Regions from separate parts of the Homo sapiens genome. Here region 1 is linked to region 2. The links are chromatin loops, found by intact Hi-C in ENCODE. Cell type or tissue: IMR-90. All regions are shown on one strand. Links, peaks and the distances in the headings refer to the core of each region. The heading gives the core; the rest is flanking DNA.

The links. Peaks named below come from ENCODE experiments on the same cell type or tissue, not always from the same donor. Only the 100,000 strongest peaks of a DNase experiment are listed, where the experiment ranks them.
Region 1: a loop joins it to region 2, with 2.7 times the contacts of the local background. A loop is called at or near these places in 2 of 110 quality-filtered maps.

Annotation. Positions count from the first base shown.
Region 1 is chrX:112,054,191-112,062,467 of GRCh38, reverse strand. All of the region lies in intron 1 of TRPC5 (transient receptor potential cation channel subfamily C member 5), which reads left to right. Among named protein-coding and RNA genes, the nearest start is that of TRPC5, 24 kb to the left of the region's middle. In IMR-90, for the core only: no CTCF peak of the experiment used is centred there; a DNase peak (open chromatin) is centred at 4,007; H3K27ac peaks cover 1,000 bases; H3K27me3 peaks cover 67 bases.
Region 2 is chrX:112,143,052-112,151,328 of GRCh38, reverse strand. All of the region lies in intron 2 of RTL4 (retrotransposon Gag like 4), which reads right to left. Among named protein-coding and RNA genes, the nearest start is that of RTL4, 64 kb to the right of the region's middle. In IMR-90, for the core only: a CTCF peak has its summit at 3,914 (motif pointing right); no DNase peak of the experiment used is centred there; H3K27me3 peaks cover 383 bases.

The DNA of each region.
Region 1 (8,277 bases), core at 1,226-6,225, 89 kb after region 2:
TCCCAGTCTTTTATTGCTCCCTCCTCTGAGTCTATTGAGCAGTGTCTAAGTATCACAATTGGCCCTTCGTAGTGATTCTCTTATATAATTATTAGCCATTTTTTTGTCTTAATGTTTTTTGTACCCAAGTACACTGTAAGCTTCTTGAGAGCAGGATCTTGGTTCTGTATTTCTTTCTTCCCTCACCCCTTACTCTACACCCTGAAAGTAACATATTGCTTTGCATTTTGTAGGAAGGAAATGTATTTTAATTATTTTTATAACAGCATATTTCCAGTCAGAAATCCTGTTGACCTGAGAGAGTTACTACATCAGCATCAAAACAGCCTAAATGAAGCAGAGTAAAAGTAAAACCAGTTGGCTCTCTTGGAGCCAATACAATTAAATTCTAAGTCTAGAAGGAAAACACATCTGTTCTAGTAAAATGGAATAGCCTGGAGATATAAAGAATCCCTATAACATATAGGAGGAAGAAAAAGATGACTATAGCTCATAAAAGAAAATCAAACCATTATATCATTGAAATAAACTGCTCCTGGTTTTAGACAGGAGAACTAATTCAAAACTTTCAATGACTTCCAGTTATAAGTTCACTTTACGGTTCCTTGCAGATTGAAAATTAGTGTAAAGAAGGAGCAAAGAGGTAGCCAGCACCAGAAGAACCTGCTTCTGGACTTTTTCTTTTATTCCCTTTCCCTCCTTCTCCCACTATTTTCTCCCTGCTACATCTCCAACTACCACTAGACCCCCTACACACACACATACAGACGTTTTTAATAGTCATGTGTGTGTGTAAACAAGTGTATTAGCTGCCTTTGTAAAGACTGCTCTTCTCTGTCTCCTTGGAGGATTCCAGTTAAGGAGGGACCACAGCCCTAACCCCAAATCAAATGCCAGAGACTCTCAGAGTCTTCCTGACCTGCTCTGCCTTCACAGCTCCTCCTCTTCTTTTGCTTCAACTCTGTTTCAGGCCCCACCCTCATCTCAGATCTGAAGACTAATATGGTCCTCAGTTTTCCCCCTCAGTATTCCTCCTCAGACATGGCTTTTCATTCTCCCTTAGTTTCAACTCACGCTTGGCCTCCCAATGAAACAAGCCTGTTTTTATATCCAAGGACCATCTCCAAGGATACCCCCAGGACTTGTACACCACAGGGAATCTGACAGGGCTGAATGCTGATGTTCAGTAGGAGATGAAGATACCCTCTCTCAACTCTTGTCTCTTTTGCCACCCTTTCTGTAGCCTTCAACACAGATTTGATCAAAATGGATCTTGGCCATACAGTAAACAGAGCTTGATACAGTCCAAGAAACTCTGTGTATGTTTAATTAATAAACAGTTGTTGAACAGCTTCAATAGCCTATAAGCTGAATCAGAGATAAATCAGGACACAGTCAACCCAGGAAGTGTTATCCCCAACATTGGAAAGAAGTTTCTAAGGAGGAAACAGAAAATTAAGGTCCAGGAAATGGCCAGTTGTTGGAGGGTCCAGACGAAAGCCAAGGCTGAGCCAGGAGGCATTTTCATCTAAGAGTCCACAAAATTAGAAAACCAAGAAAGAGAGGTTTTATTTTCCCCATTTCACAGAGGAACTGTAGAGGCGTGAGTTCAAAGAGAAAGCATATTGCAGCTAACAAAGCAACCCTTTTGGGGGAAGCCTTTCCAACTAGGTTCTGTTGATGGTTTTCAGTCATATATTATTTTGGTGGGGGGAGGATATTCATGCAAACAACAAACTGCAGTTAGCAACATATCATATTGCACAAAGTGATTTACAATAAGAACTTCGCTTGGGAAGTGATGATAGGTTCATGTGCACCCCCAGTGGAGAAACACTGAGTTAAATCAGAGGGATCAATCCAACCAAACACAGGAACCAGGAAACCCCAATGTTTTTGACAAAGAACCTCAGATAACCTCAGAAAAGATTCTTTATTTCAAATCTGGTCATATTTAAGTAATTTATTATGCTAAATATATTACATGAATAGGAGCAGCCTCATGTTCATTAATATTGGAAAACATTACATCTTAGATCCTTCAAAAGAATATTACTATTACTCACAACCTCACTTTATTTTGTGAGGGAAATATCTTTTATTTACTCTTGTTTTAAGTTCTGAATAGATGCAGGTTGCCCTGGGTGGTCACCTCTCCCTGAATTGGTATATAATTTTGTCATTCTCAGGTAGTTTGGCAGGAGTTGCAAATGTAAATATCCTCAGGTGTCAGGCAGTAACATAAAACTGTGAAACTATGGGGTAGGAGATAACTGGGAGTAGTAAAAACTGTGGTGATCAGCAGAGGGCATGCCCAACCAAGAATTTAAATTCAAAACTTTTTAAGGCCACATGCTGGTCAAACATATGTTTCTAAGTTTTGGACTCAACCTCTGGCACCTAGTTTTCTATCTCTGGTTAAAACTCAAAGGAAAGAGGGATGGGCTTGATAAGTCCTCAGTGTCTTTCAGCTGGAATATTTGTTTATTTTGCATTAAATGTTGCAAATCAATCAGAAACCCCTTTACTGGACAGATTCTAAGTGGAATTCAGTACAAATCCATTTTCTCATACCTTAATATCACTTCCCTTATTCTATTCTTCAGAATAAAAAAAATTGCATGGTTTTCCTTTGACTGAAACATCTTCATAAAATTTCCTTTATTTACCATCAACATTGGTCCCTAACTGCTCTCTGTGAGAGCTACTCTGGCATTTTGGAGACTATAGAGCTGATGCCCTAACTTGGTCCTATTCTGAGAAACACATAGGTGAAAATTTGGAAACAAACACTTTAGCCTGAGTTTATGATGGTAGGGATAGATGTGGAGATTTGGGGTTATCAGAAAACCCCCGACTTGGTGTTGGCCTCTCCTTTCTACACCTTCCTAACCTTCCATCCCTTAAACTCCAGGGTGATATAACTCAGAAGCTCCAGAAAACAACCTTGTCCACTGAGTGCATACCCTTAACCAGGCTCTTTGAATGGGTTTTACGTCAAGAATCTGAACAGTTCTAGAAATGGAACTGCGTCATGTGGCAGAGACTGTAGCAACCAAAATAACAGTAGGCAAGGAGAAGCTCTGCTGCCCATGCAGCTGCAGAGATGCTTCAGATGTACAGTTTCTTGTAGAGCAGAGATTATTCCATGTGTTGTGCATAGAATAGCACCAAACACATTTCATTAATGCTGAATAACCACCCAGAGAGGCAGAATGGGCTTCATTAGATGGTAAAATCCAGGAGTGGCAATGCAAGATGTGGGTGGTGAATTGGGGTTCTCATTTCACCATATTTGGGGCTCCTCAGAAACTAGTGAAGCTAGTTAAGATTTAACATTGTTAAATCAGAATTCAATGTCACTTTTTGAGAATGGAATTAACATGATGGAGAGAGTTTGATAAAGAGTATCTTGGTAATCCTACCTGTTGTGTTTGAGAGACAGGAAGCCTAGTGGTTAAACCCAGAGGCTCTCGAGCCAGTCTGTCTGGGTTCTTCTAATTCCAACTCTAAGGTCATCTGTGAGGCCTTGGGCAATTTGCTTAACTTTTCTGTACTTAGTTCCTTCATCTGTAAGATGAAGATCATAAGATCCACCCTATAGTATTGTTGTGGGGCTTAAATATGAAGCACATAGAACAGTGCCTATTATGTAATGAGTACTCAAAAAGATTATTAAAATGCTTTCCTCTTAAAAGCTTTTAAGAATAAGAATAAAGTTGATGCTCACTGTTTAAAGATTTGAAGAAATCTTAAGCAAGTCACATCGCTTTTCTGAGTCTTAGTATCCTCTGTAAAATGGGATGATGAGAGTATATGGCAAGATGTTTCAAGCATTTTTTTGGTAGTACAACCTTTTATTCAAGATTAATTGATGCTTCTTTTTATTTAAATCTTGGTATAAGGGAATAATATCCTACATATGCCTTAGATACTTTTAGTCCACAAGACTGAGAGTGACGCTTTCCTCTGCTATTTCTTGGTTTCTTAACCCTATGACACCAGAGGCATGGAATGCCCCCAGCTTATCTGCTCACACCAGCTGTTAGGGGACAGTAGAGATTTTCCTTTAGAGTGAAAGCTGCAACAAGCATCTGAGAATAATTTGTTATTTATCAAGTGTTTCCTTTTGTTCACCATCAAACCTGACACTGGTCATTGGAATCACACAAACCAGCTGGTGAGTAAAAACACTGAGTTTAGTTTTGGCTTGCTTCTCATCCTGGCCTGTTATACTGAATGTCAGGGTAAGTCTGCTCTGAAGCCTAGGTGACGAGCTCCAAGTTAGGAGAGAAAACTCTAATATTATTCTTTCTTCACTGGGTAGGGGCTCTGGAGAAATCACTTTACCTTTGTAAGTCTGAAGAAAACAGAGTTTGCAATCACTGTCCCTCCTTCTCTCACAAAGACACTACACAGAGAGCAGAAACAAGAATAGACCCAGGGCTAGAGAAAGGGCAAGCAAGAACAGGCATAGGTGGTGGTCTCTCTCCATTACCATCTTTTGAATAAAATGTTTCTCCAACAGTGGACCACTAGCCCCCTGAAATGAAGCCATCTTGGGTGCTTGCTAAAATATTAGATTCCTAGGCCTCACCCAAACCCACTGGATCTGAATCTGTGGTAGTGGGGACCAGAAATTTGAATTTTAATAAGCTCCTTTAAGGATTCATTTATCCACTAAGAAACTTGCTTAAGAACCACTGGTCTAGTCAATCACCAGCTCTTTGAATCCATCTGGAAACGATGATCATCTATTTGAGATCTCAGTTATGGACAAGTTAGTTATGCACAGAAAATAAGTGTTAATTGTAGCTGGAGATGATTGAATGGGGTAAAAGGGAAGATTTTCTGGCAGTGTGATTAGACACATAGGAACGTGGAATCAATAAAAGCTGTAGAAACTCAGCACACATTTCTGTTTTGAAAATAAGATGACTAAGTTTGGTAATTCAGGGAAAAGCTTGCACTATATGAAGCTTGAACTACCTGAAGGGAGGTTCATATTTCTGTCTCCAGGAATAATAATAAAAAAAGTGTAAGCAAAAACATCCCTTTAATTGTGCTGTATACATTTCTTGAGTCCCTTGAAGCCAAACAAACTTATTTTACCACTAAGGAAACTGAGGTTTAAAGAGAAAGTCATTTTTCCCGGGTCACATAGCTAGTTGATTGGTTACAAATCTTTATTAAATCAGTCATTGATGGGAAGACAAAACTTACTTGATTTGCCTATCTGCCCACATTTCCCTTCCCTCCCCCAATTTTGAGAAGAAAACACTGTTTCTCCCACTATATTTTTGCCTTGCAATTAGGCTTTAATGCTTGTCAGCTGAAGCAGAAACTCTTCTGAGCATTTAGGCAGAGCGTCTAAAGGAGATCTAATGACCCTCGTGACTGAAAGTGAAAAGATTCAAAAACCAGTGTTTACAGATCTTCAGCTGCTCTGATCAAGCCTTAAAATTGCTGAAGCCAGACCTTTGGTTGCACAGCTATCTACAGGAGCAGCCAAGGAAGAAAATGTTTTCTGAATAATTTACAAGATATATGAGTAAATGTGATATTCAATTAAGCATGTAGTCATAGGAAGGAAAATCAAACAATTGAAATTGCCACTCAATGGTTGGCTGTAAATGCTGCCTATGCCGCTACCCCACTTTAGAGATGCCTGCTAGACACTGGCAAGAAGAAGACAGTGCAGTTAATGGTAAAAATGGCCCCTCTCTAAAAACAGAGTTAGAGTGAACATATGCCTTCAACCCTCTTAGGAAAATGAGCCAAAACCAGCCAGTAAAATGTAGCTGCACAGGCTGCCTGGCAGAGAATTTTCATACATTGCTAAGCAGCAAAATGCATAGAACATACGGTGCTATGGCTGGAAAGGACCTTCCAGATCATCTAATTCAACTCCTTTCATTTTATAACTGAAGAAACTGAGGCTTCAGAGAGGGAAAGTGATTATCTCAGTATCACACAGCTGGATAATTGGTTCTAAATATTCCCTAAATCGAACTCCTTGGTGTGGAAGCATGTTTGATTTAGTGAGATGTCAGAATTACAGACCACTTTTTAAAATGCATTTCTTTTAAGAATTCTACGAAGTTTATAGAGTAAATAAGTAAACATGTATCCCAGTAATTCACAACCTTGGCTTGTTATCAGAATCACACGGGGAGACTTTTAAGGTAGCTCTATTAAGCATTCTCATGCAGGGCCACTGTATACAATTGTGCAGGCCACGCACTGCATGAGAGTGTCCACTGATGGAGGTGAATGGGGGCCCAACTTGAGCCACTGCACAGACTTACCAAGCTATGCACCCTGATTTAGGGCTGCACCTGCTCAAAGGAAGATGTGCCTTTCTCTACTTTGTGAAAAGGGTCAATATGGATTAGTAGCAGCACTATATTCTTGGCTCCCCACCTCACAGGTATCACTGCAACTTCCTACTTCACCCTATCTTGATGCTCCAATATACTTTGAATCCTCTCCCACTCCTGAAATAGGCTCAATTGGTGGTTGCCTCTTGTGTATCTCTGGACAGAAAAAGCCCTTTCAATGTGTGGTACAATTTCTCCCTCCCCCTTACTACAACTGTGCAGTTGTTTAATGCAATGACTTTCAAGTTTTCTTGATTTCTAACTCAATTACTAAAAAAACCCTCCCAATATATGTACAAATATATATATATAAATTATATAAATGTAATAATGTATATCATGTATAAACATATATTTATAACTAAACATATGCTACTGTACTAGAAACACACAAAATTCCTTTAACACAGGCAAAAAGGAAAATTTAAAGTATGTAATAAGGATGAAATTAACCATATTTAAAAATAATATATAATAAATATATTATAGTCTGAAAATCTTTTTGGCTTTCACTAAAAAATTAACATTAAACTAATGTCTTTAGAGAGAGAAATGTTCTTTAATAAGCTTCATTTGTTATAAAAAACTTCAATCTTTCATAATGCAGTAATCTGAAGTCCTGATTCTAAATTCAGCAATTTCAATTCTTGGAATTAATGGCTGTCAGCCACCCCCCACCGCCAAAAAAAAAGATACCTCACAAAGACTTGCAGCAAATCTGTTTCGCCTACTTCTTATCAGTTTATTAATTGGAATTGTGCTGTTTTGACTTGGTAATGTGGCTAACAAAGAGCTCATCCTATGAGTAGAACCTTCTAGAAGCAGAATGGCATTAGCTCTGCCATTTCCTTATTATTTTCTTGTGCTTACACTAAGTTTCTCCTCAATCCCTGATTTACTTGCATGAAAAATTGCAAACTACTTGCTCATTTGTGAGGATTAGGTTAATTAAAACTAGACAGTATAATATGTAATTTCACATAAGCAGGCACACACAAACTGCAATATATTTTAATATGAGGAGAGTAAATGAAGGCATGAGGATAATTTCATCAACCCCTCCTTATTCTGGAATTTCCATGCTTCCCTTAGGATCCTTCCCATATTGTTCATGACATGTGACTGGCTTAGTTCCTCCAATTCCCCTCTGAACTCGAGTCCTCAAGTTTCCTCATATCCTGTCCTATGGTAACTACAGGAGACATTACAGCAGTTAGGAGGAAAACATGAACCAGGGAGGACTTCTCAGTGGAGGCTATATCTAAGCTGAACGCTGAATAATGGGGAGGATTTTCAAGGAGATGGAGAGAGAGGGCTTCTCAAGAGGAGGTGACAGTATGAGAAATGTCATAAATAGCAGAGTGGTTATGTTCTATAGGCTTTAAAGACAGGTAGACTTTTGGGTTCAGATCTCTAGTTCTGGCTGTGGTCTTCACCTCTCTCACATGTCACTATTCAATCTCTATACCCACCTCTCTCACGCCCACCCCATGAATCAGAATTTTGGAACATGGCACCAGAGTATCTGTATTTTTTAGGGCAGTTTTGAGAACTGCCATGTATACCATGTTCATAACTATAGTTATGTAGTATGTTTACCCACATCTTGACCCTCTCTCTTGCAGTATTGTAGAGTGGCTCCCTATTACCTATTGAGTTACATCCTCTGTCCAGCCTCCAGCACCCTAACTGCAACCACCTCATCTTGGTGTGCTACCATGTTTCCTTGGGCCCTTCAACCACAACACATTCCCTCCTTTTAGTATTCTTTAACATATGATAATCCCCTACTTTGACAATTCATCCCCTTCCACTACCAATCCACATCACTCCCTTCAAGGCTCTGCTCAGAACACATTGCCCCAAAGAGGTACTCTCCATATTCCTCTGCTCCACC
Region 2 (8,277 bases), core at 1,388-6,387:
TGGCTCGGCCTTGAGCTTTTTCCATTGAATATTTGCTGAGAGGCTTAAATATATGCACAAAAAAGGAAGCTTCTAGACAAAAAATAAAATGTATCCCCAATGTGAGACCATGCTCTGTGAGACCGTGCACTGATATCAGTATTCACAGCCAGTCTGAAACTGTCTTGTGTGCCTGAACCTGGTTGAGAATGATATCCTTCCATTTGGAAAAGTTATAAAAGGAGGAGATTTAAATTCTTTGATGTACTGTGACCACTCCTCTGTTTCTTGACTTTATTTCAGACAGCGTGGCTAGATCTCTTTTCCATGGGAAGGAGAGAAAGAGGGATCCTCAGAAGCTCCTGCCTGATCTCCCTCTACAAGTCTCTTGTGTAAACCAGATGGTCAGTGACAAGAAGAGCAGAAACAAACAGTGCTTTTCTGAGTCCAGAGAAAATGGATAGGTGGGAAAATAACCTCAATTAATGCTAAGAGAGTAGTGGTTCTCTACTATTTCCTCTCATAGTTCTCCATGTCCTACATTTGCCTCTATTAAAGCAAAAACCCTGGCTGATCTCTTTGCACAGTTATTTAACCGGAATTCCATCCATGGATGGGCTGTGGGTACTGAGGAGGTCTATGAATCTATGCAAATACTAAGCAACAATTCACATGCATATGTCCATAGGTGCTTTTCTAAATACAGAGATTTCATAGATTGTATCAGATTTTCAATGGGATTTTTTACTCTGAAAATTTTAAAAATCATAATCTTACATGCCACCATTACTGAACATTTGTATATTTTTCCTCTTGAATTTCAGCAGATTTAAAGGGAAGGGGTAAAAAAGAAAAGAAGAAAAAGCAAAGAAAAGGGAAAATAAAAGAAAGGAAAGTGGGACCTCACAATAGTTGTGTCTGGACAGGTGAGACGGCAATTCATCTCAGTCAGAACCAATTGGTTGGGATAATTAAAAAGAGATCGATCCACTTCCTAGGTCTCTGCCGTGTTTTTTAATCTCTTTAAGATTCCTGTCTTCTCCATTCCCTCTGCTCTTTCCAGAGAGAAAGAAATCTCCAACTCCAATACAGACAAGCATTTTCTTAGAGGATCACCATCATTTATTTCAGCAGATAAATAAAAAGCCAAACTCCTTACAATGACCACAAGGTTTACAGGCTAGCATTCCCCTTCCACCCACTATTTTTCTGACCTCACCTTCTGCCATCCTCCACCTGGCTCATGCTGCTCCCACCACACTGGCCTCCTCACTGTTCTTAAAACACACAAGCACGTTCCAGCCTAATATCCTTTATATTGGTCATTGGTTGCTCCCTCTATCTAGAAACAATCGTCTACCAGAAATCCCCAAAGCTGGCTCTCTTACTTTCTTCATTTCTCTACTTAAATATCACCTTCTTAGAAAGGGCTTTTCTGTCCACCTTACTTCTTAAAATAGTGACTAACCCTCACCCCAGATTTCCCTTTCCCCCTTGCCTTGTTTCATTTTTCTTTTTAGCATGTCTCACCACCTGAAATGTAATTATTCTTTTCTCCTCCCACTAGACTGACTGTAAACTCCATATGAAGGCAGAAACACCATCTGCCTTATTCATTGCACCTTATACCAGTACCTAGCACAATGCCTAGCACATAGTAGGTACTTGATAATAGTTGCTGAATGAACAAGAGCAGGAAATGATGAGCAAAGGGTTCAATATCAAAGGTGTTCCTACTATTGCTTCTGTTGTTTACTCAACTTCTGCCATGCTGGCCCCTTTGCTACCCTGTACATGCACCAGTCATTCTCCTGCTTGAGGGCCTTTGTGCTTGTCCTATACCCTCTGCCTAGAATGTTCTTCCCCAGATATTTGTGTGTCCTTCAGCCTTTTACTCAAATCTCACCTTCTCAGTGATCCCTTCTCTGGTCTATCTAAAACTGTAACTTTGTCACTTAAGATACTTCTGATGTAATACTTCCTATCACCTCTTCCTGCTTTATTTCTTTTCCTAGCACTTATCATCATCTCACATATAATAATATATTTTACTTATCATTTTTATTGTCTATTTCCCTCAAAAAGACTGTCAGCTGTAGGAAAGTGAGAACTGTTGTCTCTCTTCTATCCCTAGTGCCTCGAAAAAGGTCTCACTCATAGCAGGCACCTATTAAATATCTGTTAAAGGAAGTAACAAGAAAACAAGCAAATGATTCCTCTTATACACTAAGCTAAAGTAATAATCAGCTGGGTTTTCTTTTCTTTCCAGGAGAAAAAAATGACTAAATTGTTTAACCAGTGAAAATACATATACTTCCATATACAGACAGATACAGGAGATTCTAAGATACCTGAGGGATAGGAGACTGCCTTCCCCCCTTGTCCTTAGAGGCACCATTAACACCCACTCCCTCTACCTGAGGTCCTTAGTGGAAATGACACATCAATGGGATGAGACGAAAGGACTGCTTCTGGCACAGGTAAAAGAAGTTTAATTATTTTATGCTATCACAAATTGAGAAGTTACTATGTGCCAGGCCCTTTATACAACCACGCAAAATTCTCACACTAACTTATCAAGATAGATATTATTATTCTCATTTTATAGAAGAGGAAAGTAACACTCAGAGAAATCGAGTAACTATCAAAAAGTCTCATGCCTAGAACTATTCAGAACTGGGTTTCAAACCCAGGTCAAAAGTATACAGAGACTCTGTTCTCTCTGCCTTATTGTGCTGCTGCAGGTGAAGGGAGGATATGTATCTTTATCTGAGGTTTCCATTCTGACCAGTAGGTCAAACTCCTCAGACTTGACATTACTTGGCATTTTCAGTGAGTATTTTCAGTTTCCAACTACATAAGGCCTCTGAACTGTCAGGAATTAAATTGTGGCCCTGCTCCATCCCCTGAAGCATATCAGAACAAATATCAGTGTTCTCCCTTGCAGGCTATTGCCTGTATTTCATTCCATTAGCATAGCTGGAGCTCTGAGATCAAACCCAGATTTTTTTTTTTTTTTTTTGCACTCAGTCACATGGCAGTTAGATCACATTGGGAGAAGAGGAACACGTATTTCTGCTTGGTTGTGGCATGTTAATAGGTTTGAAGGAATCCCAAGTTCACATCACTGTACAGAGCAAGTTTCCAGAGACAAAATATTCCACTGAACAGCAAATGAGCAGGAAGCACCAAGATCCTGTGATATCTGTCAAATAATGCTCTTCCCATTCTTACAAGCACCTTCTCCCCAAAAGGAGAGTCTGTTATTCATTCAATGTATGTTGGCTGACCAGGTCCTGTGCTAGGTGAATGTGACAGAAAGGTGAATGTGATTCCAACTAGTGGAGAAAATAGACTTGTAATCAGATGATGAATTACCACCCAATGTGGCAAAGACTATGGTGGGGTTAGGAAGAGAGTTCAGGGAACACATAGAGAGGGGGAGGTCTGACTTTTACAGGCTACATAAAGACAGGTTTTCCTAAAGAGATGATGAAGAGCCTGCCTCAGCCTCCCAAGTAACTGAGATTACAGGTGCACCCCACCACACCTGGCTAATTTTTTGTATTTTTTAGTAAAGATGGGTTTTCACCATGTTGGCCAGGCTGGTCTTGAACTCGTGACGTCAAGTGATCCACCCATCTCGGCCTCCCAAAGTGCTGGGATTACAGGTGTGAGCCACAACACCCAGGCCAGAGCCATTTGATTCTTTTTTAATCAGTCAGATAAACCCAATTTGTTTTAAGGTATGGTATTGGGCTGTATTCACCCAGAGGTTTACTTCAAAATGGGAGCAGTGAGGAGCTTACATTGTGACCAGTTCACTGAAGTGCAGTGGCCACAACTCTGTCCCATATGGACTAGTGGCTCTGTGGTCTGTGATCCAGAGCCACAGAATTTCCTAACACTGACCAACCACGCTGTAATTTCAGCACTTGGTCACAAGGGGGAGGGGGTAGCTGAGAATCTGAATTCTAGGATTCTAAAAGCTGAAATTCACATAGAATCCATCCAGTTGAGTGCTTTGCAAGCCACAGGGCAGAGAAGGGGAAGAGGGGAGAGAAGTCCAGTTCGGTAGATAGGACTACAGATCCTACACTCAAGCTTGAAACAGTGCAACTCTGCTGTTTTATGAACTGAGTTTCTGTACTTACTTTTGTTTGAGATGAGAGGGTATCGTTGCTGAAAAAAAAAGTAAAGTAATTCACTTGCTCATTTTAGAGACGAGAGAAATTCCCTCAAAGAAGGGAAATAATTTGGCCCAGATCACACTGTGTGACTTTGGAGCAAGGGACTGTACATCTGCGAGCCTCACTCAGCTCCCCCATCTCTGAAACGAGAATAATAGTGTGTACCTCATCTGGTTGTTGGGAGGATTCATTGAAATAATGCAGGCAAACACTTAGCACAATGCCTGAAACATACTAGATATGGACAAATATTGCTTACTATTACCATTTTGATGATGATGATGATGATGATAGTGATAATAATGATGATGATTATACAGTAGTTCCAGTTAGTCCTTAAAACTGAAGTTCTCTGCGTTGCAAGCCAGCATTCTTTTCCATACATCACACTCTCTCAGCGCAGGTCTTTCAGCAGAACTTGTCTGCATGACCTGACACAATTGACCATCCCCTCCTCCTGGATTCACTTGATTCATTAATATTTCAGGGAAACACACTCACTGATTTGTCCTCCTACCTCACTGACCTCCTGCTTCCTCCTCATTTCCCTGCTTCCTCCTCATTTCCCTGACCATTAGCCTTTGGATTGCCTCAGAGCTCGGGCTTCAGATCTCTCTTCCCTCTTCTATGCTAACTGTCTAACTCACTCAGATTTTAAATTATCTCCGTATGTTCAAAAATCATAAATGTATTATCTCCAGCCCAAAAGCTCTTTCCTGGGCTCCAGAATTGCGATGCCAACTCAGCATCTTTACTATGTTATAGGCCTATCTCAAAGTAAATGTGATCATAATAGAATTTCTGATTTCCCTCCCAAATTTTTTCCTTTCCCTATTGTTCCTCATTTCAGTAAATGCTCCCAACTTCCCCCAAGTTGTTCAAACCAAAAACAGGCACCTTTCTCTCTTCCTTCCATCCCATCTCCAATTCATCAGCATGTCTTGTTATGCCTCCAAAATTCGCAATCTTCACAAATTTGCCTAATTCTCACCCCCTGCATTGCTAAAATCTTAGGCTAAGCCAGCATTATCTTTGGCCTAAATTACCACAACAGCCTCCAATCTGATCTCCCTGAATTCACTCTTGCCACCATTTCTGGAGACCACTCTTCATGCGGCAGCCAGAGTGATCGTTTTAAAATCAATAGTCAAGCAATTTGATTCCTCTGCTTAAAACATCCCACAGTGCCTTCTCATTGAACTTGTAATAAAATTCAAACTCTTTAGCACAGCCTACAAGCGCATATATGATTTGGCTTGAGACTGCTCTCTCCTTTGCTTGTTGGCTTTTTTTGAGGGTGTGTCCCTTGAATTTACACTTGTTTCTTCTGCTGGGATTCCTTCTTTCTCATCATTCAGGTCTCAGTTCAGATGTCACTTTCACAGAGTTTCTTTTTCCCTAGGTAAAGGAACAAGTGTCTGTCCCCATTCCCAGTGTATTCTCTATCCCATTGCCCCACTTCTTTTCGTCATAGCACTTATCACAACTAAAAATTATATAGACACTTTTTTTACTTGTTTACACTTTTAATGTCTCCTCCTCACACACTAACCAATAGAATGTCATTGCCATAAAGGCAGAAACTTTACCTAGTCCACTACTGTATCCCCAGCACCTAAAACAGTGCCTGCACAGTAGACCCTCAGCAAATATTTGTTGAATACAAGAAAGAGAAAAGAAACTTAGAGACTCAACTTGACTCCTTCTCAACATCCCCCTTGACTGTGTCTGTGAAGTCCCCTTTCCAAATGAACTTTCATTCTAGATTAGTCCAGAGAAAGTCAGGGAAGAACTTGTTCTCCACCCCACTCACACCCTGACATTAATTCACTCTGGTGAATTAAGCATCGATAGAGCTCTCTGAAAATATTCTTTTCATGGCAAAATGATTTTTCCAGTCTACAAAATAGAGTAATTAAGAAGGATCCATCATGATCAAAAAGTATTGCTCCTGTGCTCATAATGAATGTACAATAATTGAGGTATTCCAACTAGTGTCATTTGCTTGACACACTCCAGTTAAGTAGGATGCTATAAATGAAGAAGTTCGAAACATCACCTGTTGCAAACATTCTAAAGGAAAAGAGCTCCTGAACAGAACCCTTCAGGATAATAGGTCTGATGATGAATGGCTTATTGCTACAGGAAAAAAAAAGGACTTGTAGAACCATAGATACAGAGAAGGAGGGGAAGAGCATGCTGATGCACAATGTCACCCTGATCAAGCATCAGGAGCCTTGAAAACAGGTCATATTTGGGATTAGAAATCAAGATTGGCCTTTAGCAATATAGTTAAGTGAGGGAACTTGTCCTAGGGAGGAAGTAATGGCTGCAGGGGTTTTTCACCTTTTCCATTTGTTATTCAGCTACATGGGAGATATGTGGAGGAACAGAAGAGCGTTTGGCCTGGAGCTTCTAGCAAAGTGGGATGTAACATTGAATTCACATTAGAATCACCTGGGGATATTAAGAGACACTCATACCTAGGCTTCACTTCCAGTTATTCTGATTTAATTAATCCGGAGCAAGTCCCAGGCACTAGTATGTTGTTTACGCTTCCTAGGTGATTCCAATGTGCAGTCAGGTTTGAGAGCCATTTTTAGCTGGTCCAAATCTTAGGCAGGCAGCCTACGTTTTTTCCTTTGAGAACTCAGTGGTTCTCAAAGTATGATCCCCATACATGCAGTAACATTACTCAGGAACCTATCAGAAATGCAAATTATGTGGTCCCTCCTCAGATCTACTGAATCAGAAACTCTGGGGACAGGGCTCAGCAATTTGTGTTTTAACGAGCCTTCCAGGTGAAAATGATGCACCCTCAAGTGGAAGAACCACTGCTTTAACCAGCAGTAACAGATTAAATAAATATACCCACTCTGACTATAATGGAGTTAAGCAGCTGGAGCTAAAAGGAGCGACTAGAGGCAATTTGACTCCAAACGGCACTGAAGTACTGCAGCCAGAGCTGTTTTTTTTAGGGATCCCACCCCAAGAGAAGATGTTAGCAAATTAAATGAGCACTGAACCAAAATGCAACTCTAAGGTTAAATCCAAGGTTAGAAGATGATATACCTGGAAATATTTAAGATTAACAAGAAATGTACTGATTTGTACACAGAAGATTCTTTTCTTTATAAAAAATAAGTAGTTCTATGTGAGGTGATGAATATGTTAATTATCTTGATTTAATTATTTCACAGTGTATGCATTATCAAAACATGTTTTACGTTGCAGATATGTACGATTTTTATTTGTCAGTTATGCCTTAATAAAACTGGGGAAACATCTTAAAAACTAGTTCTAAAGATGTGCTTTAAGAAATTGTTAGCTTGCAACAGAGATCTATGGTCAGTTTGTTAAAAATGTAGATTCCTGGGACCCATACCCAGAAATTCTGATTTTGCAGGTCTGGAGTGGAGCCTAGAAATTTACATTAATAAGGCTTTTAGGTGATTCTATAGTAGGTGGACCTCTTACCAAGCTTTAAGAAATGCTGTTCTATATGAACTTCATCTGCTTTATTAATGGCTGATAAAAAAAATTCTGATTGAAAACTAATGTCAGTGATCTAGATGAAACGTGATGCCTCATAGATTTAATCATGTGACCTTGCAAATAAAGACACCTCCTGGAATCATTCTAATGACTGTATCCTAATTGGGAACAAGGAAACTGACAGAAAACAGCGAATCTTGAGTGCTGAATCTACATCCCCAGGAATACAGAGTAACAATAGTAATGGCAAAAGCAAAACCCACAAGGTGATCATGTGGAAGGTGACTGCAGCTTGCTTTATATTTTCTATTCTTACTTGAGACCTACTTATTTAAAATCTATGAAAAAAAATGCCTAAGTTCATCTGAGAGTAATTTTGAAGTGTTTTTTTAATACCTCAAAACATGTAAAGGCATAAAGAGGTCACAGCTACTGACTGACTTATCCTACGGCAGCCTAATACCATACATCTTCAGCTCTAACTATTGCTATATAAATATTCAGTAATAGCAATATAATATCTAAAACTTTCTCCAGGCCGGGTGCGGTGGCTCACGTCTGTAATCCCAGCACTTTGGGAGGCCGAGGCAGGCGGATCACTTGAGGTCAGGAG